6 separate regions of the Homo sapiens genome follow, and all the other regions are linked to region 1. A link is a contact called in ENCODE Hi-C or POLR2A ChIA-PET data. All regions are on one chromosome and are shown on one strand. Each heading gives the region's core, a stretch centred on a gene start or an enhancer-like site at or near the end of the contact. The rest is flanking DNA. Distances are from core to core; before and after follow the strand shown.

The links. A loop is a pair of places that touch in the nucleus more often than their neighbours do. ChIA-PET counts read pairs that join two places held with the same protein, here RNA polymerase II (POLR2A). Pooled maps may share reads with other maps.
Region 2: a loop to region 1 is called in a map of aorta, with 2.3 times the contacts of the local background. The contact joins the enhancer-like site here to the promoter of CTNNB1 in region 1. A Hi-C loop is called at or near these places in 1 of 168 maps with a recorded cell type or tissue (aorta) and 6 of 50 pooled maps. POLR2A ChIA-PET finds 5 or more read pairs at or near these places in 1 of 52 experiments (WTC11).
Region 3: a loop to region 1 is called in a map of IMR-90, with 2.8 times the contacts of the local background. The contact joins the enhancer-like site here to the promoter of CTNNB1 in region 1. A Hi-C loop is called at or near these places in 2 of 168 maps with a recorded cell type or tissue (IMR-90 and chondrocyte) and 2 of 50 pooled maps. POLR2A ChIA-PET finds 5 or more read pairs at or near these places in 3 of 52 experiments (AG04449, AG04450 and activated CD4-positive, alpha-beta T cell).
Region 4: a loop to region 1 is called in a map of mammary epithelial cell, with 4 times the contacts of the local background. The contact joins the enhancer-like site here to the promoter of CTNNB1 in region 1. A Hi-C loop is called at or near these places in 1 of 168 maps with a recorded cell type or tissue (mammary epithelial cell). POLR2A ChIA-PET finds 5 or more read pairs at or near these places in 5 of 52 experiments (A549, Caco-2, GM12878 and 2 more).
Region 5: a loop to region 1 is called in a map of endothelial cell of umbilical vein, with 12 times the contacts of the local background. The contact joins the enhancer-like site here to the promoter of CTNNB1 in region 1. A Hi-C loop is called at or near these places in 23 of 168 maps with a recorded cell type or tissue (Right ventricle myocardium inferior, Right ventricle myocardium superior, adrenal gland and 12 more) and 22 of 50 pooled maps. POLR2A ChIA-PET finds 5 or more read pairs at or near these places in 1 of 52 experiments (H1).
Region 6: a map of HepG2 shows a loop between it and region 1 (2.8-fold over the local background). The contact joins the enhancer-like site here to the promoter of CTNNB1 in region 1. A Hi-C loop is called at or near these places in 6 of 168 maps with a recorded cell type or tissue (CD14-positive monocyte, HepG2, MCF 10A and 3 more) and 3 of 50 pooled maps. POLR2A ChIA-PET finds 5 or more read pairs at or near these places in 7 of 52 experiments (Caco-2, H1, MCF 10A and 4 more).

Annotation. Positions count from the first base shown.
Region 1 is chr3:41,197,669-41,201,226 of GRCh38, forward strand. It overlaps CTNNB1 (catenin beta 1), which reads left to right and starts at 1,837. Exons shown (of 15, transcript NM_001904.4): 1 at 1,837-2,002. RefSeq lists silencers at 1,238-1,697, 2,128-2,247 and enhancers at 1,540-2,486, 1,828-1,887, 2,598-2,707.
Region 2 is chr3:40,689,485-40,693,042 of GRCh38, forward strand. No RefSeq gene overlaps it. Among named protein-coding and RNA genes, the nearest start is that of ZNF621, 170 kb to the left of the region's middle. Within about 2 kb of position 1,792, at least 16 of the 41 ENCODE cell types and tissues checked have a DNase peak (open chromatin) inside an H3K27ac peak, as active enhancers do.
Region 3 is chr3:41,679,611-41,683,168 of GRCh38, forward strand. It overlaps ULK4 (unc-51 like kinase 4), which reads right to left. Exons shown (of 37, transcript NM_017886.4): 28 at 2,143-2,194; 29 at 1,898-2,042. Among named protein-coding and RNA genes, the nearest start is that of ULK4, 280 kb to the right of the region's middle. Within about 2 kb of position 1,966, at least 3 of the 41 ENCODE cell types and tissues checked have a DNase peak (open chromatin) inside an H3K27ac peak, as active enhancers do.
Region 4 is chr3:40,798,882-40,802,439 of GRCh38, forward strand. All of the region lies in intron 2 of LOC105377043 (a long non-coding RNA gene), which reads left to right. Among named protein-coding and RNA genes, the nearest start is that of ZNF621, 280 kb to the left of the region's middle. Within about 2 kb of position 1,675, at least 7 of the 41 ENCODE cell types and tissues checked have a DNase peak (open chromatin) inside an H3K27ac peak, as active enhancers do; they include PC-9 and mammary epithelial cell, where a contact is called at or near this core.
Region 5 is chr3:40,876,212-40,879,769 of GRCh38, forward strand. All of the region lies in intron 2 of LOC105377043 (a long non-coding RNA gene), which reads left to right. LOC124906230 (a long non-coding RNA gene) reads left to right here. Exons shown (of 3, transcript XR_007095887.1): 3 at 1-112. Among named protein-coding and RNA genes, the nearest start is that of CTNNB1, 320 kb to the right of the region's middle. Within about 2 kb of position 1,565, at least 25 of the 41 ENCODE cell types and tissues checked have a DNase peak (open chromatin) inside an H3K27ac peak, as active enhancers do; they include adrenal gland, ascending aorta, endothelial cell of umbilical vein and 5 more, where a contact is called at or near this core.
Region 6 is chr3:40,937,990-40,941,547 of GRCh38, forward strand. No RefSeq gene overlaps it. Among named protein-coding and RNA genes, the nearest start is that of CTNNB1, 260 kb to the right of the region's middle. Within about 2 kb of position 1,887, at least 7 of the 41 ENCODE cell types and tissues checked have a DNase peak (open chromatin) inside an H3K27ac peak, as active enhancers do.

The DNA of each region.
Region 1 (3,558 bases), core at 587-3,086:
AAAGCCCTGTAAAAGTGGTTAATCTGTCGTCTGATTTTCAATGTATGACTTTAATCAATTGCATATTCCTTAATTCTGCAAATGACAATTAAAATTAGGAATCAGTACCTGAAAACGCCATTTATACTTTTGAGTTTATATTAGAAACACGGTTTTGATGAAATACCTTTTTCGGTTCAATCTTTTTGAATTGTGACCACAACCAATAGCTACACTTAGATTCTACAGAATTAGTAGGAAAGATACAAATGAGAAGGTCTTTCTAGACAATGGATCTCACTGAACATCATCTTAGTGTGTAGACTTTTTCCACTGCAGTGGCCCACATGTGCTATGGTGACAGACGGCAGTTGGCATTACCACTTATATAGTAAAATATCTTTAAGACAAAAATAAAAGTTATTTAAAGAATACGCTGGCCCTGAAACATGAGCTGTGCCTTAAACTACATATCCTACCTCCATGAGTGAATGAATAAGTGGGTTTTCCGCCTGCATCTATGTGTTAAGACCTATTGTTTGCTTGTATTAATTGTAGTCCTGGGATAAAAGCACAGAGGTAACTTTCACTGCTGCTTTTTGTACTCTCTCCAATGTTTTGGAGGAAAAATAAGCACAAACAATAGCCTAGAGAAACTGAATCGATCATACTTGTTGCAGCTTCGACAAACGTCAATTTTGCTGCATTAGAATGGGAAACATTTTTCAGTCTATTGAAATGAATTACAAACGTTTTTAAATAGAAAATTAGTTAAAAAATTGGAGGCTGCTTAATCGATAGCTTTCTCTATAAACATACTTGGATTTCACAAATAAGTAATACCGTAAAAATCTTCTTCTCCAAAGAAAAATCCCCACAAATAAATCTATTGATACCTAGTGACAAGTGGAACCAGATAAAAATGGAATCTATAAGAATTAACCTAATTGACAGCGCTCTGGAGCTAATCCATTTCCATTAGTTATTTGTTCACAGTAGGTACTCCTAAGGACTTGTTGAATTGCGGGCTTGGCGCCCGTTCTACGGAGAGTTCACAGCCTTCGTGAGTGGGGACAGAAGGCGGCTCGGCCCGGTGATTCAGGTCGAAATTCAAGCTGAACAGCCTGCTGAGAGGTGGGATCCACCATCCGGACAGTGGGGGGCTTTGGGGGTGCTGTGAGACTGGGCTGCGACCCAGGTCCAGCAGGGAGTGTGCGGCACAGACCACAAGGTCGGCGAGGCCCCCTAACCCGCGCCCGGCCGGGAACCCGCAGACCAGCGACGGGGCAGCTGCGGGGCCAGGAGCGCCCCAAGACGGGCGGGCGCTGAACCCGAGCCCCTGCCGCCGCCCTGGCCCCGAACTTCCGCCCTCCCAGGACCTGTCCCGGCCGCCCCGAGCGGTACTCGAAGGCCGGGGCCGAGATGCCACCTTCCGCAGGCCGCGGGAAAGGCGCGCCGAGTCCTGCAGCTGCTCTCCCGGTTCGGGAAACGCGCGGGGCGGGGGCGTCGGGCTTGGGACAGGGGAGGATACCAGGGCCACCTTCCCCAACCCAGGCCGCGGGGGCCCGGCCTCCCCGATGCAGACCACAGCGCCCTCACGGGCTGCCCTCAGGCCGCGCAGCGGGCAGCCGCCAGCCGTCACCCCGGGGAGCGTCCGTGGGGTGCCCAGGCACCCCACCCCGGCCCGGGGCGCTCAGACGGCAGCAGACTGCTGGGCGGCGCGGGGACTACTTTCCACCGCCCCCTCGCGCCCCGCCCCTTGTCCTCGCGCGGCGGAACGCTCCGCGCTGCGCCGGTGGCGGCAGGATACAGCGGCTTCTGCGCGACTTATAAGAGCTCCTTGTGCGGCGCCATTTTAAGCCTCTCGGTCTGTGGCAGCAGCGTTGGCCCGGCCCCGGGAGCGGAGAGCGAGGGGAGGCGGAGACGGAGGAAGGTCTGAGGAGCAGCTTCAGTCCCCGCCGAGCCGCCACCGCAGGTCGAGGACGGTCGGACTCCCGCGGCGGGAGGAGCCTGTTCCCCTGAGGTGCTTGGGCGCTCCTTTCCTTATCCTTCCGGGGCTGCTCCCGCTTCCTCTCGGAGCCAAACTTCGTAGCAGGCGCGCGGTCCGGGCGGCGGGCTGGGCGCAGCCGGGAGGCCTGGGGTTGGGAGCGGGGAGCTCAGGTGGGGGACGGTGAGGGTGGGCCGCGCCCGGGGCGCGGAGGGCGGCGGCCGGGCCCGGGTTCCGGTCGCGCTGCCTCTCTGGGGCCCTGGGGGCATCGCTTGCGGGGAGGGGGCGCCGCGGGGGCGCGTACAGGAGCCCGGATGGCAGGCGGGGTGGGGGTGGGGGTGGGGGTCTGTGGTTTCCGTCCGGGGCTCTGGCCTTGGCCGAGTTTGGGGGAGGGACCCGGTGCCTCGGGATGCGCCGGGCCCTGGGTGGGGGGCGGGGTGGGGACGGGGGGCTCCGCCTTCTCAGCTCTTGCGGCGAGTTGGGGTTCGGGCGCTGAGGCAGAGACGCCACCCTAAGTCCCATCAGTCCTGGGGATCGGACCAGTGGACTTTCTCTTAAGATTTCCTCTTTCATTCTTAAGAATAGAAGTGTTATTATTTTTTTTAATGCCCTGGCTATGTGAGTTTGAATCGAAGCAACTTTAAACCTTAGAGCAACTAAACTCTAAGTGCAGCGGGTGCGATGCGTCAGTAGGGTGAGCACATAAAAAATCCATGTCTTGCACCTGTATTTTAGCGTACTATGCAGGTGAGTGAAAGCAGTGGATAATGTACTGGGAGTCTTATGGATTTATGGTAGTGGGTATGAGACCCTGGTGAAATAAGGGGGTGGAGGAAGGCGAAGGTGATGGCTTACTGTTTCTTACCAAGTGAACTGCAGGATTCAGCCTCTGACTCAGACCGCTTCGAGAATTTTGTTCGTAGAAATAATTTAAATTTATTCAAATAGTTTGATGGCAGCTAAAATTGAATTATAGAGCACGTTTTCTTTTCAGCGGAGTGAATTTTTCCTTCGCTCCAAAGCTGGCCAAATGGAATTCAAGCATTGCAACTTCTTTCAGTGTTTTGTCTGGAGAGAGGACTTTGAACCGAGACTTTTCGAAGTTAAGTTCCTATAGCCTGCTTCTGAATCTGCCAAGCTTGAAAGCTTTGGCAGTTGGGTGTATGTAGTTGTTGCCTTCGTTCTCTTCCCTTTTGGAGGGAGCGTTGTCTCCTACTTTGTATCTTCCAGACATCTGTGGTCTTCCCCCCACCCCTCGAGTTTGTGAGTGGTGAATGAAGAAAGACTAGGCTGCTGGTATGCAGAGGTCGGCAAAAGGAAATCGAGGAGTGGTTTTAGTGAAATGAGAGCTTTGTATCATGAATAATGGTGGCTTAGGCTAGACATCAACTTGAAGAGACGGCAGCATTTCCTTTCATAAAGTCTAGGCTAATGTTTTTCAGATCGCTAAGTTGTAGTTTGTCTGGAATTTAGGAAGCCATTTCAGTATTTGTCACTTGGTGAACGAACATTCAATACCTTCAGATGTCTTCGTGTTGACTTGTATTCATCCTAAGAAATAGTAAATATAGTCTCAAGTGTTATTTATGTTA
Region 2 (3,558 bases), core at 542-3,041, 510 kb before region 1:
GTTCCCTCCAAATCAGAAAACTCCATCAGAGAGACAAAGCTTTCAATATTGACTACTGATTTAAAGTTTTGACTCTCTGATGGAGTTTTCTGATTTGGAAGATCAGAAGTTGACCATCAGACTAGGGAACTATAGCATAGAGATTAAGCCATGGGATCCGGAGTTTGATGCCCATTGAGTAAGTCTTGACTTTCGGCATTTTTAAACTCTGTGAACTTGGCATGTTACCAAAGCCTCTCTGAACCTTAGTGCTTCATTTGTAAAACTGAGATAATAACAAAACTCAAAAGGTATTCTAAGGATTAAATGAATATGCTTGTAAAGTTCCTGGCATACAGTAAAATCTCAATGCAGATATTACTGGTAGCACAGTGGGATCCCGTCTCTATTTAAATGTTACATTCTAAAGACAGTATAAGGTAAAAATCAAGATTGGTGACTATCAGGGATTAAAATCATTTAACTTGCTCAGAAGGTACAGTATGCAGGGTTTAGTGTTCACAACCTTGTAAATATGTACATATGAGGGTTTACTCCTCACCACCATAGAAACTTCATAATACTGAGTCCAAGTGCAAAACAATGTTACAGTATTTTCAATTACCCAGAAGAGGGAGGGAGTTGTTGAACTGTGCAATGGTTTACTCTTTAGCATTTGTTTCAGTCCATGGTTTATTTAAAGGGTGACTTTCACCTTCATTTGAATTTGCTCTTTTTCTGGGATCTTTGTTAAGCCCAGCAAAGTCACCCATTGTACCTGTGCCTGCCTTCTCTTCCCAAGGTTACCTGGGGGTATTTTCCCAGCCTTTTGATATGCTAAGCAGTCATAATTGGAGAGAGTTTAATAAACAACCATTAAGCTGCTCTTAGAAGTGTTCAAATTGGTCTAACTAGCAACTATCTAATAATTAATGAAGACCAGCTGTAACTGTAAAGCCATTTAGTGACCCAGATCAGTTTCTGCCAGATCCAGAAACAGCCCTACAAACCCCCTTCTGTTATCAAGATGGCAACTATTAAGGTGGGCTATTACCTGGGGTCTTTTATTCATTTCCATTAGACAGCAGGGGCTGAAACTCAAGTCAGCTGATGTGAAATCTTTTAAACAGCTCTTCAAGGAGGTCAAAGCCATTGATTATATTAGGGGGTAGGACTCATCTAGAGGTCGGGTATCTGTGGTCAGTTCTGTCCTCCCCATCTCCCCGACCCAGGTCACACAACACAGAGCTGTTGGACATCCTAGCAGGGCTTTCCTCTATATTTCAAGTATGCTGCTGGTTTGAGCTGACTCTTTTAAAACTTGGAGCTTTTCCCCCCTGGGTGAAATGGTGAGAGAGAAGGGGAGGAAGCCAGGGGGGAGGAGAAGGAAGTCCTTGGCTGAGCTGCCTGGTGCTTGGTGAGGAAGGGAGTGGGTGTGGGCGAGCTTGCTTCACTCTGAGGCCCTGCCAGCTCCTGGAAACGCTGCTGCTCTTTCTGAAAACCCTCCCTGAGGACAACCAGTTAAAACAACAAAAAACATCAATCAAAACTTATGGGGTTATTTTAAGGCCAAAGGGAAAGTAGATGAAAAAGGAGGTGGGCAGGAGTGGGAACTCGACCCACCTCCTTCCATCCCCGCTCCCAGAGCCTCAGTTCATAGCTCTTTACTCCCTCCCCATGCCTCCCCATTCCCATCTGCATCGACTGTGCTGGAACCTGGCTCACCCCCCTTGTTCTCCAGATGAACTGCCCTGTCTCTGCCTTGCCTTAGGCGGGGCCTTTGGGGATTGAGCTGTGTTTCTCTTCACTGTGTGTTGAACTTGGCAGGTGCAGGCGCATCTCATTCCAAGTCAAACTACCACCTTTCAGAAAGGAGGGCTGGGCCTGGAATCCATGGCTTGGGAAGGGCCCTGTGTACAACCACTGACCGTTGGAAGTGAATATTGTCCTTCTCCACCACCCGTGCCAGGCCTGCCACTGGTCATGACTGGGAAGGGAAGAAACAGGCATTTGGGGCTGAAGGTCACCCTCCCGCTGACCTATCAGAGGAACCTGGAGGTTCTGTGGGCAGTAAGAGTGGGGTCAGCTTCCCGGCCAGAAGTTCAAGTAGCCCCAGCGAGTCATCTGTTGCTTTAGACAAATAAGTGGTTGTTGGCCATGCTGATGCCACTTTGGCACATACCTGAGTGTGCAGAGCCAGTTTAAGAATGAGGTCTTGTTTCCCAAGAACCAACCCTCCTGCCGGAAATGTCTGGAAAGACAATGAGTGCATTCAGGAAGTTTTTTTCCCCTTTTCCCATGGTTCCCTGCAGCTGTCATGGGAACTGTTGCTCCCATGCAGAGAAGCTGCTCACCAAGGACTGGAGAGGCCAGCCTGCAGATCAGAGAAGCAGAGAGACTTCCAGACAGTTTCTCATTTGAAAATTGTTTCCAGAGGGTGAGGTCTCTTGTCCACTCCACCAGTGTCAATGACTCTCTGATAGGTCAGAGTAGAGGTCTAGATGTCAGCCCCACCACCTGCTGTCTGTGTGACTCAGGGAAAGGACCTAGCCTCTCTCTGCCACAGTTTCCTCACCTATGAAATGGGAATATTGCCCCCACATAAGTGTGAAGGTCAGAGGTAGTAACTGTTGGAAAGTGTTTACTTGGCTGATATTTTAATCATCCCTTGTTCCAATGTCACAGAATTTTCACATTCTCTCTTCAGCTTCATAATAGTCTCATGAGGTAGGAAGGGGAAGGGTGTGTAAAAGTAATTACATTTTGTTTTAAAGTTTGAAGGGCTTTGCCAATGGAAATGATGATATTGGCAGCTCACATCTGGCACAGAGAAAATGACCCCAGCAGTTTTTGTGCCCATGTTGGGTATGTTTTCTATTTTTCTGGTAATCTTACTATGAAACAAAAAACTCCAGTATAGGTAGATAAGGTTGTGCATTTTTCAAGACCCTCCAGGGCTACCAAGGATGAGTGACCTGGTATAGGGCAAAGAAGTCCTCTCTACCAGTGCTATCCAGTAGACAGATGATGTAAGACACTATAAAAGATAATATGAAAACACTATAAAGACAATATAATTAAAATAATGTAATTTTAGTTTTAAATTTTCTTGCAGAATTTTAATTTTAAATTTTCTTGTAGAAACATCAAAAAACTCTTAAATGGTAAAATTAATTTTTATAATATATATTTTTAATTCCATTATATTAAAAGCATTACCATTTCAACATGTAACAATATAAAAATTATTAGATACTTTATATTCTTTTTTCTTACCAAGTCTTTGAACTCCTGTGTGTATTTCACACTTACAGCACACCTCAATTCCAATGCTAAAAAATAATCATTGGAATTCTTAATTGCATTTCAGTTTCACAAACTTTATAGTTGCCAGAATAGATTCATATACTCAAGTGGTTCCACATATACTTAAAAGTTTTACAGTAATGGAATCACATATCAGATTTTAAATATATATTTACATTAATTAAAATTAATAGAATTTGAACTTCGGTTCCTCAGCCACTCTAGTGACATTTCAAGTGCTTAATAAGGACGGAGCAGGAGAAGTATCAGCTA
Region 3 (3,558 bases), core at 716-3,215, 480 kb after region 1:
AGGAAATATTTATTCCAGCTCAAATGAGTAACACAGGATCACTGAGTTAACACTTTTTATTTCACAAACTGTTCCAAAACTGGGCAGACTTCAGATATACAGAAATGTGGTTTCAGATTAACAGAGCTTTAAAAAAGCTATTACTAAACTGTGAAGTCCTGTTGGAGTAAATCTGATCCCTACTGTGTGGAGGAGACATCTCAGGTCCTGAAAAATGTTCTCTACAAGTTTTCACATTGCAGATATCCAAAGCACATATTTTCTTTTTGTTTTTGTTTTTTTCTTGAGAGACAGAGCCTTGCTATGCTGCCCAAGCTGGCCTCAAACCCCTGAGCTCAGACAATCTTCCAGTCTCATCTTCCCAAATACCTGGGACTACAGGCACGAGCCACTGAACCCAGCTCTCAAAGCACATCCTTTAAATATATTTTGTACAAAAACTACATTTAAGGAATTTTCTTGTCAGAAAGATGCATATAACTATATATGAATACTTTTAGAAGCATAAAATGCACTAAAAACATTAATCCCATTAAAGAAGGGTATAATCTTTTATTGAATTCACATAAGTATAGATCACAGACATACACTCATATATAACAAATGTAACTGAAAAGGTACCTACTGACAGTTTATCACTGAGCAAACTCCACATGACAAAGTTTCAAACAATTGTCTTACTTTGGGCATTAAAAGTATTCTTACAGTACATATTAATTATCAGAGCTGTCCCTGAAACCAGCTGCAGAAGTGTAAATAGGAAAAAAGAAACAAGAGGCTGGCCTAGAAATCAAGCTCCAGTCAGTCAAGACAGGCTCCCCCAGAGAGCCAAAGGGTCGACACAGAACACCCACACACTTAGTAAAAGGTACCTTCCTCAACCAACTGGAGTGGTTGAGTGCTTCATCTACAGCAACTGGCAATTTCAGTTATTTGGGTTTTCTTTAATGTGAACCTAATATTATATGAGAGAGTTCAAACTCTTAACATTGGCCAAAATCAGAATGTAATTACATCTGATTTCTTTACTATGATCATTAATTTTTTTTAAATGAGAACAGTGGGTCTTAAGAAGTTGAAACAATAGAGGGAAGCATTAACTCAGGCTGTCATTCTTATAAACCTGCCAAACTGACCCAGACTGCGGCCCAGGCCCTGGAGAAAGCCATGATCAGGTAGGCATATTAATGCATGATACACCATCTAGCATTTGTTTGATTTCACAAAATCTTCTTTAATATTGACATATGGCATATACTTTTTGAAACTAGCTTTGATAAAATTGACAGTGTCCCCTCAACTATAAGGTGAGATTTTAGGGTTTTGCATGTTTGCATTAGGTGCCCTCAGTAGTCATCCTGCTGTGTGTTTGCTTTATGAGCAATGAAGTAAAAGAATACAAAAACCCTTTCTCCATACTCATTACCTGTTCCGCCACCTCCACCCAACCCCTGAGAAAGTCCTGCTCAGAACTAAACCTAAGTTCTATTCCAAGAGTTTGGAGAAGGGGATTACCTCTATCTCTATTATTTCTGAGTAGAGCCAGGAGAAGTCTCAATTTCATGTTCCAGTAGTCGTGTAATATAGACCTTGAATCATAACCCTCACCCCTTGAGCCATGAACACGTTTAAATCTGCATAACTTCAAAATCATGTTTCTGGCAAAAAACAGATTAAGCTTTAAATGGATGTCCTCAAAGATGAACTGAGACCTTCTGAGTCTTCTGCAGTCTAACAGTTACCGCACCTGTCTAAACTTTTTTTATAATGAGTACACAAGCATATGTGTATAAACATAAGGACATCAAGACCCCAACCCCATCACTGAACCTAGTTTGACAGAAGCTTCCTGGATAGCCTACACTTCTCTGCATGAATACAACTGCATGATACTTACTGGGGAAGTAAGACATCTCGAATGAGAGCCAGAAGATTGCTGTCAGAATCAACACTGGCCTTCTCCTTGCCATCCCCAAACTCCTGGTTCACGAGTAGAGATGTGGTTTCTGAGAGCAACCGCAAGCTAAAGAGTCTCCACTCCACTTGAAAGAAAAAAAAAATGCCAAGAATGTGACTCCATGGAGACAGAATGAAAATAGAATGTGTAACTGATGCAATTCTTGCTGGTGTCATCACACTTACCATTTTGGCTTTGAACCAAGGACACCAAGGGTGGCAGTATATAGTCAACAACCTAAAAGAAAGCATGTAAAAGACTCAGAATCTCTATGAACACAAAACTGATATCAACCACTATCTATATTTTTTCCACAGACAGAATCCCTAATCAAAGGAGTGAAAAAAAGCAACGGCTAAGTTTATCCTGGATTTAAACTCTCCATGACATTTAATAAACCACCAAGCTCATTTAAATCTAAAAAAGTCCTCAGGTCAAAATGACATTATGAAAATCAAAACAGTAATTTATCAAAACCTTCAGGGTCTATGAAAGGAACTTTAGAATATAATGCAAAATCTAGTTGGCACAGGTTGGCATTAAACCATCAAATTAGTATGTATAAGCTGGTGATCATTACATCAAGTTTAACCTAAACAACAATCAAAATGTTGGGAAAAAAAAGACACAATAGTCCCCATGTTTTATCAAATACATCAAATAACTATGACAAGTTCGTCTTGGTTATTTTTAGAAATAGACCACAAAGATGTAAATCCACTATACAAACCACCCCTGTGAGTTCCTAGTTGTATCAGAGAACAATCAAATATGGTTTAAAACTTAACCCCAAAAAACAAGTATTTTCCTCCAAAATACCAAAAAAGAAAGAATCCCTACTCCAGTCTAATGATGAAAACTACTGTTTCATTTGATGAACTATTTTAGTGACAATAAACAAAATTCCCATTGTTTGTGTACTTGTTCTCTCTATACTGATAAAAGAGCAGGAGAATCTGTGCACAGCCAAACGACATCTTGCCGTCCATACCAACAAAACAACGCCCTGCACAGGCAAGAATCTCCATATGTGGCTGGTGGCCCATCAGTATTAACATATTCTATCTCCACTTGACATAGGAAATTTATATGTGACAGTATATCTCAATATTTTTACAAGGACCCTAAGAACCAGGGGTGTTTTCTTCACCCTCTTCCACTAAGTGATGTCACATCACTGAAAGCACAGATATCATGCTTCACCAAGGTACTTTGAGAACTCCAAACTTCCAGTTATGTCTAAAGAAAAAACTATGCAAAGGAAAGAAATATATACTGCTATCAATACTACCAACATGATCAACAGCTATCTTAAAGGTTGAATAGTGTATATCAGGAGAGGAGTAAGACTGAAACAAACGATCTAAGTGCCCATCTCTAGAAATTTAAAAACGAATAAACATGGCCAAAAAAGCAAGCTTGTCAGAAGATGAATACAGAAAAATCAACAGTATTTATGAGACAGAGTAGGAATGAGGCTTGGCTCCAGCTCATCCCTGCTACAGCATTCTTTCATACATTCCCAGTGATCACAAAACCCACACCAGTACCTCACTGATGCCATACCCGCTAACCCCAAGGCTTTAGTCATGCTATATTGT
Region 4 (3,558 bases), core at 425-2,924, 400 kb before region 1:
ATTCACATGCTGCCTGACCTGCTCCCCCACTCCCACTCTGAGAGCTCATCATTCCTTCCTAGGCCTTTCCACAGTGTGCTGGGACACCTCTAGTTGGTTCTCATGCCAGTTTTGCTTTATGTTTTACTTGGTTGTGTGCAAATCTGTCTACTCCACTGGATAGGAGGCTGTTTGAGTGCAGGGAATATTTTTCCTTGTAACCCCAGAGTGATCAGCACAGCAGGAACACAAAAATTCTTGTGATTAATTAAATGATTAAGGATGGCTTCTAGAGAGAGATGGTCAAAAGTGGGATTCTTTTTAATAGCAGATATGTTGATTAAATTCTCACTTGTACCAGTCACTGTGCTTAAGTACTTTTTAAACATTATCTCACTTAACTCTCATCAGCCCTAAAGATAGGCATTATATTCCCATTTTGCAAATGAGAAAAGAGGCTCACAGAGATTTAGGAACTTGCTAAGTGAGTGGCAAAACTGGGATGGAAACCCAGCTCTGTTGGCTTCTATAGACCATGTTATTCACGCTACATTGCCAGAGTCTTTGATGCTAAACATTCCTCAAACTCTTATAGACTAATTTGTGTTCATTATGGTCTGAATGTTTGTGTCCTCCCAAAATTCATGTGTTAAAGTCCTAATCCCCAGTGTGATGGTATTTGGGAGTAAGGCTTTTGGGAGGTAATTAGGGTTAGAACAGGTCACGAGGCTGGGGCTCTTATGATGGGATTAGTGCCCTTGCAAGAAGAGAAAGAATCTTTCTCTCTTTCCATGCTCATACATGGAGGAAAGAACACGTGATGACACAGCAAGAAGGTGGATGTCTATAAGTCAGGAAGAAAGTCTCACTAGGAACTGAATCTACCAGCACCTTCTTAGACTTCCCAGCCTCCAGAAGTGTAAGAAATGTCTATCATTTAAGCCACCTAGTCTATGATAATTTGTTATAGTAGCCCAAGCTAAGACAGCGTTGTATTTCACTTCCATCTTGGCCACACACTCAATAAACACTATGTTGTCACCTGCCTGCCAATTGCACACCTCCCCATCCATCCCTGGCAATTTTGGTTGTCATTCCAGGCTGGCTCTCTCCAGTGGTCCATGCACTAGACCTCTCCCTCCCCATCAAAAACATCCTGTCCGCTCAGAACCTTGCCAGTTGGATGCGTTAGTGCACATTAAGGTGTTAAACAGTTCAAAGGGTTGTTTCTTTGGGCCAAGACTCTTGCTCAGGCTATTGATAACTTGAACCCCACATAGCAGCTCTTTGAGTTCAAGGCAGGCTGGTGGGGAGATACAAGGGGAGCAGAAGGGCCTTTTTGTCCCTCCTGAATAAGATCTCAGCTCTCAGACACTGTTACTTATGCAATTCCATCAGTTTCTTGAGAGAGGTATGATCCTGGGGGGAATCTGTTAATAGAAACATAAATCTAGGAAGGCCTCAGAGCCTCTCATTTCACAGTTAGGTAACTAAAGCCCAGCAAGGTTACTCACAATGACACATCCAAAGTGGCAGAGCCAAGGCCAGAAGGAAAGCTCTGTCAAGGAAGGCACATCCTTCTTAGAGCAGGGCTCACTCTTGCATGCATTCCCTGCTTCCCTTTCTTTCTCCTCCTCTCACATACTTCCTTGTTGCTTTTGTTGAGCAGGAGGGCTAAATCACAGCCAGTTTTCAGAGGTCAGTTTCCAGGGTAGGCAGGTGCTGAGGTTATGCAACTACATGGTGAATCATTCTGGAAGGACAGCTCAAGCACATTCTCATGTGGTCAGCTCCACAGGATGTGGCATTTTTCTACAGCTGCAGAGAAGCTGGAACAATCCTATCTGCAGGATAAAACCCCTCTTAAGAGTTTTAACTGTTTTAACCAAGCCTTTGAGGAGCTCTCCGCGCAGCAACTACAACAATCCTATGGGCAGCCACGGGGGATGGAAAAACCCTTTACAAAGACGATTTAACCCCCAAGTTTGGGTAAATAAAATGTGGATCTACCAGGAGAAAATAAATATCCAGGAAAGGAGCCATTCCTTAGAAAATTATAAGTGACCCAGATTGACTCAAAATTAGAAAACCTGTTCAGACCAATAATTATAGAAGACCCAGAAACATTGTCCAAGAATTAACTGAAAGAAAAGTCACCAGTTCCTGGTAGGAATATAATTGAGTAATTAAAAAAAAAACTTTTAAGGAATCATTTTTTGTTATTGTATAAATTATTTTAGAACATAAAAATGTGAAAAGCTCCTCTGATTGATTTCACAAAGCAAATTTAACCCTGGTACTAAACTATGACAACTGGCATTCCCAAAAGAAAATGCTGAACCAATCATCTCATTTACAAGTATAGATATAAAAATTCTAAATAAAGAGGCTACCACTCAAAAGTATACTGAAAAGAATATGCAGGTATGCAAGTAGGGTTCAGGGTACTAGGAATGCAAGAATGTTTCAAAATCAGGAAAGCTAGAAATAGAATGAATCACGTAAGTAGACCACAGAGCATTAACACAGTCTACATCTATTCCTGATGTTTAAATACGAGTAGAATGATATTTACTTGAGGTGCTGGTTATTCCCAGTTTTTGCTCCCAGATTTGTTTTTCTCCTCCCTTTTCAGTTCCTGTTTTGTGTCCTTCTGTGGCTGACCTCCACAGACCACATCTTTCAGGCTCTCAGATCCTCTGTCTTCAGACTGTGCTCAGCCATTGGGTATGGGCAGAGGAAGGAAGGTGAAGGGAAGGATGCTTGGAGTGTTTGTCCCCTCTATCCCTTTCATCCCCTGCGGTTTCAGCAGTGGCAGTGTTCAGCAGTGGATGTGTTCCTCCTCAACTGCAGCTCCTCTAGGCAGACCTTCCGGCATGGCTATGACTCTCACAGGCTCCAGTGATATTTTTCCCTCCCTTTTTTCCTTCAGGTTTACGGGTATTAACAGATTCCCACAGTTGCTATTCCCTGGACACCTCACCATCTTTTTGTGGTTCCCTTAACCCGTCCAATCTCTATGCTTAGTTTCCTTGTTCAATTCTGTTTAGTTAAATATTTTTCGGCATATTGTCTTACTGCCAAGATCTTGACTAATACATCCAGCATGATGAATACTATTTATCATAGATCAATAAAGAGTATTATATTTATTAGAGTAATTAAATTATCTCATAATGTAATAATAGATGGAAAACCCTGAATTTTCCTCTTTGACAATTTTTGGGTCAATGAGAAAATTGAAACTGAAATTTCAAACTCCATGACTTAGCAATAATAAAATACTGCATGTCAAAATTAATGTAAGATGGCCAAAGCTGATTTCACAGAAAAATAAAGCCATAAACACATATATTAGACACTACAAATGAAAATTTTAAAAAATGTGCTCCAGAAGTTAGGAAAAAATATCACAAGTAGCATATGGAAAGCATAAATAATAAAGTAAAAGCAGAAATTAATGAATTACAAGACTGAAAAAGAAAAAACAAATTTTAAAAATTTGAAAAAATCATATTAGAAATAAAAAATAAAAAATTAGAAAGAAGAATTAATGAAATGTACAGAGGACATTCAAAA
Region 5 (3,558 bases), core at 315-2,814, 320 kb before region 1:
GTTTCAAACACTTTACTCTGAGCGTCTTTGTCCCATGCATGCCATTCTCCCCCTTTCTTGCAGCTGCAGACACAGTGACCAGGCCTTGGTTGTATGATGCCTCCAGCTCGTTTCTAAGTTAGGACCTTCGCTTTTGCTCTTCCCTTTACCTGTAGGCTCTTTCTCCCGCTCCTCATGGGGCTGCCTCTTTCTCTTCATTCAGGCCTCAGCCTCAGTGCTACTTCTTTAGTGATGTCTGCCTGCGTTACCCAGTCTGAATGAGTTTTTTTTAACTTCCTATTCTACACATTTATATAGAAATAGAAGTGGCTTAGAATCCCAGGCCTTCCTCCCTGCACTGATCCCATGTCCTGGGTCTCCATTACTCTTCAGGTTAGGTATGAGAAAACTGGGAGGCAACAAGACAATATGTGTGACCTAGACTTCATGGAATTAAGTAAACATCAAACATTAGCAAAGCCACAATTTGTGGTCAGAGAAAAATTGCTAGAACCAGAGGGACATTCAATAGTGGAAGACCTAAAGTGACCACAGGGGCAAGGGCCTTGAGTGATCAGAATCCTGTTGGCAACTGACAGCCTGGATGATATTCCTTGTCCTGCTTGTCATCAGGGAGGCTCAAGCCCCTCCGCCCTGCCGCCACCTCTGCAGGGCTGAACACAGGCACTTTGTATAGGGAAACTTCAAAGACATTTTTCAAAAAGCAAAACCAGAGTGCACTTATATCTCAGAAAAAATGAGCTCCACTTGAATTTCCAACATTTCACAGATTTATGCAATCACACTTAGGTACCAAAATAACAGAGCAACAGAAATAGAGTTACTGAACTGTAATCAAGACAGAAAGTCTCCATATTTTAAATACTGGACATTGAACAACTTCTGTATTTAGCAACCCAGCTCAGACACAAGAAAATGATCAATCCAATGTGAGTTTGTTTATACTGATTTGGGAAAAGCCCCTTCATGGACTGTTGAAGGAAGTAAGATAAAGATGGAACCAGGGCAATGTGAGGAGATTCCAGAGCAGACATTTATCCTCAGCCTCTTCTGTCGAAAAGATGCAACCATTCCTTAAGAAGGAGGGATGGGGAGTAACCACTAGACCCATAGGGGTTAAGCCTACATATATTTTGTAATTTGCTCACATGTATTTATGCATCTTAATGTGGGCATAATTATGAATTTAATACATGCACTTAAATAGAATTTTCTGAAGACATTGCTTTAGTGACTCTTAAATACTGGTTCCAACAGTAGGAAGTTCAAGTGCAATGGAAGGGCAGTAAAGGGAGACACTTTGGAAGTGGGCAGTATCTTGCACTGTTATTGATACCATCTCAAGGAAGCAGCCTTCTAAACTGCTGCTGGATAGGGCCAATTCTGCTCGGAATACTGTATAGTATATTGCAAATGGGATTAGTCTGCTGAAAAGCTAACCCTATGTTCCAGGAAATTTGACTTTCCATCACAAATGATGCTAAGATCAGGCCCCATGCCAGAGGGAGAATGGCCTGAGTGCCAGGCATTCACCCGAAGGGCAAGGTCTCTGGAGGCTGCTGCACATTCTACAGGGCGGAGTCAGAGCCCTTGCTTGGAAAGGGGACTCCTGAGCCCTGGCCTTGGGTGTGCCCCACCCCACCCCCATTCAGCTTGCACCTTCCCTCCCCCATCTCCTAGTCCCAAGGCCAGGCATCTAGAAAAGCTCTCTCCTTGTTTTATCTGGCAGAACTTTGGGACAATAATTGGACTGAGTTCAACTGGCCAGGAAACCAAAGCCCAACAGAAAAATGCCTCATGAGTCCTGCCAACCTCCTGCTCCTTGCCAGGCCCAGTGCCGGACAAACAGCCCTGCTAGCGTTTGGGTTTGCGAGAGGAAGTACATTCCGTATGTGGAAGCTACATAATGGAAGTTATGTACTTTTCGGGAACTGTATAAGCAAGCACAACTGCTGCTCCCATTATGTGGCTCATGAAAGAGTTTTCACCTCCTGGGCTGGAAGGGAGTTGGTCTGTCTGCAACAAAGGCGTTTGCCTCTGTGGCTTTCTGAAAAAGAATGTGTGCGCTTGTCAAAACAGAACTTTCCTGCGTACTTGGAAGAGTGGGCCTGTCTGCCTGCCAGAAAGGAGCAAGGCTCAGTTTGGTTAAAAAGGGAAAAAAATTCCACTAAGCAGCCCCATTAGCCACTGCTCAGAGCAGCCTTCTTCTCTCACAAAGACATTTGTTCACTGTTGCAAAGCCGGCTTCCCTAGCAATTTCCCACTACTGCAGTTTGACTCGGCTGGAAGGTGGAGAGCTGGCATTAGGGATGAGTGTTTTCCCATCATGGAAAGGTTAAACAAAACTTTTCTCTGTGGTGGTCCAGAGCCCCAGGGCTCAGAGAAATATGAATACTGTGTTGGTAAATGCTCTCACTATGTTTTTCCGATCATTTTTTTTTTCTCCAAAGTAGGCTGCTGTTATTCCTCTAATGGTAGTGGAAAAACAGATGCAAAGATAACCTGACCTGGAGCGAGGCTTTGAAAACCCACTTGAGTTTTAATCAGCTGATTGTGGCAATGTGGCCCTCCTCCAGAAATTTGCTCTTGGTTGACCCCTGCCTATGCAGCCATAATAGCATGTTCAACCAAAGCAAAGCCCAGGGTTCAAATCAAGTATGACTCTATGAGTAAAGTAAATCACACCAATTTTTTCTACAAAGATGTTCTAACTTCAGTGTGACTGGCAAACATTCACTTCCAGGACCTGATAGTTCCATTTCCTTAGTGGCTCCAGGTTCCCAAGGGAATCTTCATGAAATTCAAAATTGGACCTAGAAGAGGCCATCCCATCCTCCTCTGTGAATGGATCATGTTTTCTCAAGACAGGTCTCCACAATAGAACAATTGAGACTACATGTCTATTTTAAGCCCTTGATTGTGAGAATTGCATCCATTTAATTTGAGTAGTTGGGTTAACTTTCCCTAGCCAATGACAATTACCTCCCTGGCTCCTGGGTAGAAAGGAAGAAAGAAGGCAAGCAGAACCTGGGGCTAATCTCACAATGACCTTGTTCTCTGTAGTTGCTTTGAGATGCCACAGCCCTCAAGCAACTGCCTAAATTTCACCAATGAAAGTCCTGGTAGCATGGAGGGCATTTCAGATTGAATTCCTAAAACTATCATTGGGGGCTCCAGGACAATAATTAATATTATTGCAGCTGAGAATTATTCTTTAATCAATTTATGCAAACTTGCTTAGATGCACGTGGGAGTTTCTGTTAAATAATACATGCAAACTTACAAATGGTTTATCAGTATCAGTAACTCAGACCTGTGAAAGTGATTGCTTTGCTTTGTAAAAACATGCCTGATTCCTCGGAGGTCTGAGGACTAGCATGGAACACAGTACCTGGCCAATACCATGGACTATTTTATCCCAGGCAAAACTTCATCTGTACTTGAGAGGTTAAAAATCAACAACTGGGTATAATGATAATTAGGGACAATAAATGGAACTTCAGGAATAACCTCCTGTGTTGTACCTGCTGATCTCCAAGAGGTGTCAGCTGCTTGGAG
Region 6 (3,558 bases), core at 637-3,136, 260 kb before region 1:
GGATTGCTGGAGCTCTCACCCTCATGATTCAGATGCCATAACCAATCATGGAGGCAGGTTACTGTCACGAGTTTACCAACGGGAAAACTGAGATTCAAAGAGGGAAGTGTCCCCCTCCCCCGGGTCACACTGTCCTGCAGTGACGGGGTTGGCACTGAGAACATGGGTTTCAACGTCTGCGCTTTTGCTGTCATCCAAAGCTGCTTCCATGATTGGTGAAAGGAGAAGCCAGAGACTCTAGTTTGGCCGTTTCCAGCACTTCTCTGTGGCTGTTCTCTGTTCCTGAGACATGTGGATTGTGATCTGTACCTCTTGGATGCTCTACTACTCCACTGGGTTCTCATGCACAGAACGTTGAATTGGAGACATTGTTATACCTTGGAGTAGCCTACTCAACGAAAAAAATGTAAAGTGACTGCTCATAGTGTGACATGGCTCTAGAGAATGTGTTTCAATCCATAGCTTCAGAAATTAAAATATTCTAATCTAAGACTTAGTTTTGACCTCTAACAAGGAGAGTAAATAAGCAAACCCAGACAACACAAGCCCTGAGCAAGGGTCACAGAAGCCTAGCCTAGCATTTTAGCAATTAAGGGTACTTGTCCATAAAGCACTTAAAAATCCATTTAGACCATCCAAGTCGGTTCAAGCTCTTTAATCTTGGATAAAGTAAACAAGATTGTTTTTAAGGTTTTTTTTTTTTTTTCTATTTTAAAGTAAGAATATTGGAAGAGAAAAAACTAAGACACTCAAGGCCAGACCTTTGGACCCCAGTAATGTGTAACAGCTGCAGATGCTGGTGAGACCTTTTGGTGATATTTTCAGTCTGCTAATGCCAGCTCACCCTTTCACAGATTGAAAACAACTCATCTCTTTGAAGTACCCTTTTCAATTGCACCTCGAAAATTCCTTAAGGGCAGGACCCAGACATTATTCTGTACCCCACAAAGTGTAGTTCAGCCCATGGGGTCTCAGCAAATGCTTGTTAAGAGATGGCTCGTTGGAAGCAGCAGGCTTTGCCCTCCTCAACAATGGACAAATCTCACCACAGCCCTCAGGCACTGCACTATGCAGCCAAACCAACTCCCTTTCCATTCTGAATCTCTGCCTCCCTGTTTTGCACATACTGGCTACACACCCGAAGCACAGTTCTATCTTTCTTTCTTCATTCTATCTCCCTCAGCTGAAGGGACACCTCAGAGGAGCTTTCCCTGACCTCTTTGGCAGTTCCCTCGTTTATTTTTCTGCTACCAGTCTCTTGGCAGTGAGTTCTGGAAGGCATGGACTACTACATGTTTCCCTGTGTTTATTTGTTCAATGTCTGTTTTCCCACCAAACTCCAAGAAGGCAGGGACAAGTGCTTTATTCACCTCTGTATCCCCAATGCCCAGCACAAGGCCTGCCAGCGTGTGTACTGAGTTGAGCTGAATAACTTAGACATCAAGAAGACCAGGCTAAACAAATCTCAATTTATTCTCCCTTCCAGTTCAAGTCTTAAAGGATAATGTGTCCTTTAACCAACATGGTTCAGACAGCTGATTAGTCATCGAAGGCCACAAAACTCCAAGTTTACTGGGTGTGACACTCCAAAGTATGGATTTCAGGAGCCAGAGGAGAAACATCATGGGGTTCTTGTCTGAACAATGTGTACCTACAAGAGAATTTCCAAGAATAGGAGATGGAATGTGACCAGACTGGGGACAGCAGTGTCTATTTCTACTTGGGAAAATTGTTCAATAGAGCTACAGTCACACCTCCACTTTTTAAAGTTCTTTTTCAACTGGAAAATGTTCCCCTACATGGGGGATTTCCTGAAGTCCTGGTCACATTCCCTAAGTAGGAGTGTTCCGGAGAGGCCAGCAGCCTGCCCCTGTGTGTGTGCTGACAGGTGTGGCACTGTTAGGCAGCAATGTGCTGAACTTCAGACCCCCCCCCGGAGACCAAATACTTCAAAGCTGCTTGGAGACCTAGAAACACAAACAAAGCATTTAATCTTGAGGCCCTGACACTTTTGCAAGGTAGAAAAATGTCACCAATGGACCACACTCCATTCCTCTACTTAGGAGACAAGACGTTGCAAACACACAGCTTTGAGGCTCGTCATACAGCCCCTTTGGATTTTGTTTTGTTTTGATTTCCTGTTCAGTTAGGATAGTCTTTGTTGAAACTTTTTATTTTGAAATAATTACACAGGAAGTTGCAAAGATAGAGAGGTGTTGTGTACCGTTCACCTATTTTCCCCAAGAGTTACATCCAACATAATTATAGTAAAATACCAAAACCAGGAAAGTGACATTGGTACAATGTGTGTGTATATTTCTATGTCATATTTTCTCACAGGTGTAGATTCCTGTAACCATCATCACAATCAAAATGCAGAACTATTCCATCACTGCAAAGATCTCCCACATGCTACCCCTATACAATCACAGTCACTGCCTCACCCTCCCTCACCTGTAACTCCTGGAAACCATTATTCTGTTTTCCATCTTTATGATTTGTCATTTAAAGAATATTATATAAATGAAATTATACAGTATGTGATGTCTTGAGATTGGCTTTCTTCATTCAGCATAATGCCTTTGAGATTTCTTTAGATCATTGTATGAATTAATGTTTTATTCCTTTTTATTGAGGGAGGATTTATTGTGATGGATTACCACAGTTTGTTCAACTATTCACTTGTTTGAGGAGCATTTTGATTGTTTCCAGTTCTTGGCTATTATGACTAAAGCTGTATGAAAAATCATATAGAGGTTTTGTGTGGACATAAGCTTTCATTTCTCTGGGAATGCAATTTCTGGGTCATATGGTAAGTGTACGTTTAGTTTTTTAAGATACCGCCAAACTATTTTTCAGAATGACAATACCATTTTACATTCCCATGAGCAATGTATGAGATCCAGTTTGTCCACATCTTTGTTAGCATTTGATATTGTTAGCATTTTATAATGACTGTTTTATCTGTGTAGTGATAATTCATCATGTTCTTAATATGCATTTCTCTAATGATTAGTGATATAAACATTTTTCCATTGCTTATTGCCACCATATATTCTCTTTGATAAAATATCTCATGTCTTGTGCCCATTTTCTAATTGGATTGTTATTTACTATTGATATGTGAGAGTTCTTCATATATTCTACATAGGAGTCCTTTGTCAGATATGTGGTTTGCAAATATATTCTCACAGTTGATAGCTTGTCTTTTTATCATCTTAACAGATATTTAAAAGAGAAAGATTTTAAATTTTGAGATAGTACAATTTATCACCTTTTTATTTTATGGATCATGTTTTTGATGTCATGTCTAAGAACTCTTCACCCACGACTTAGGTCCTAAATATATTTTTCCTATATTATCATCTAAAAGTTTTATAGTTTTACATTTTGCTTTTAAATATATGATTTATTTTGAGTTAATTTTCTCATAGAGTGTGAGGTTTAAGTCAAAGTTCATTTATGTCTATGGATACCCAACTGCCACAAGGTTATTTGTTGAAAAAACTATCTTTCCTCTATTGAATTGTTTTTGACCTTTTCCAAAATCAGTTGCCT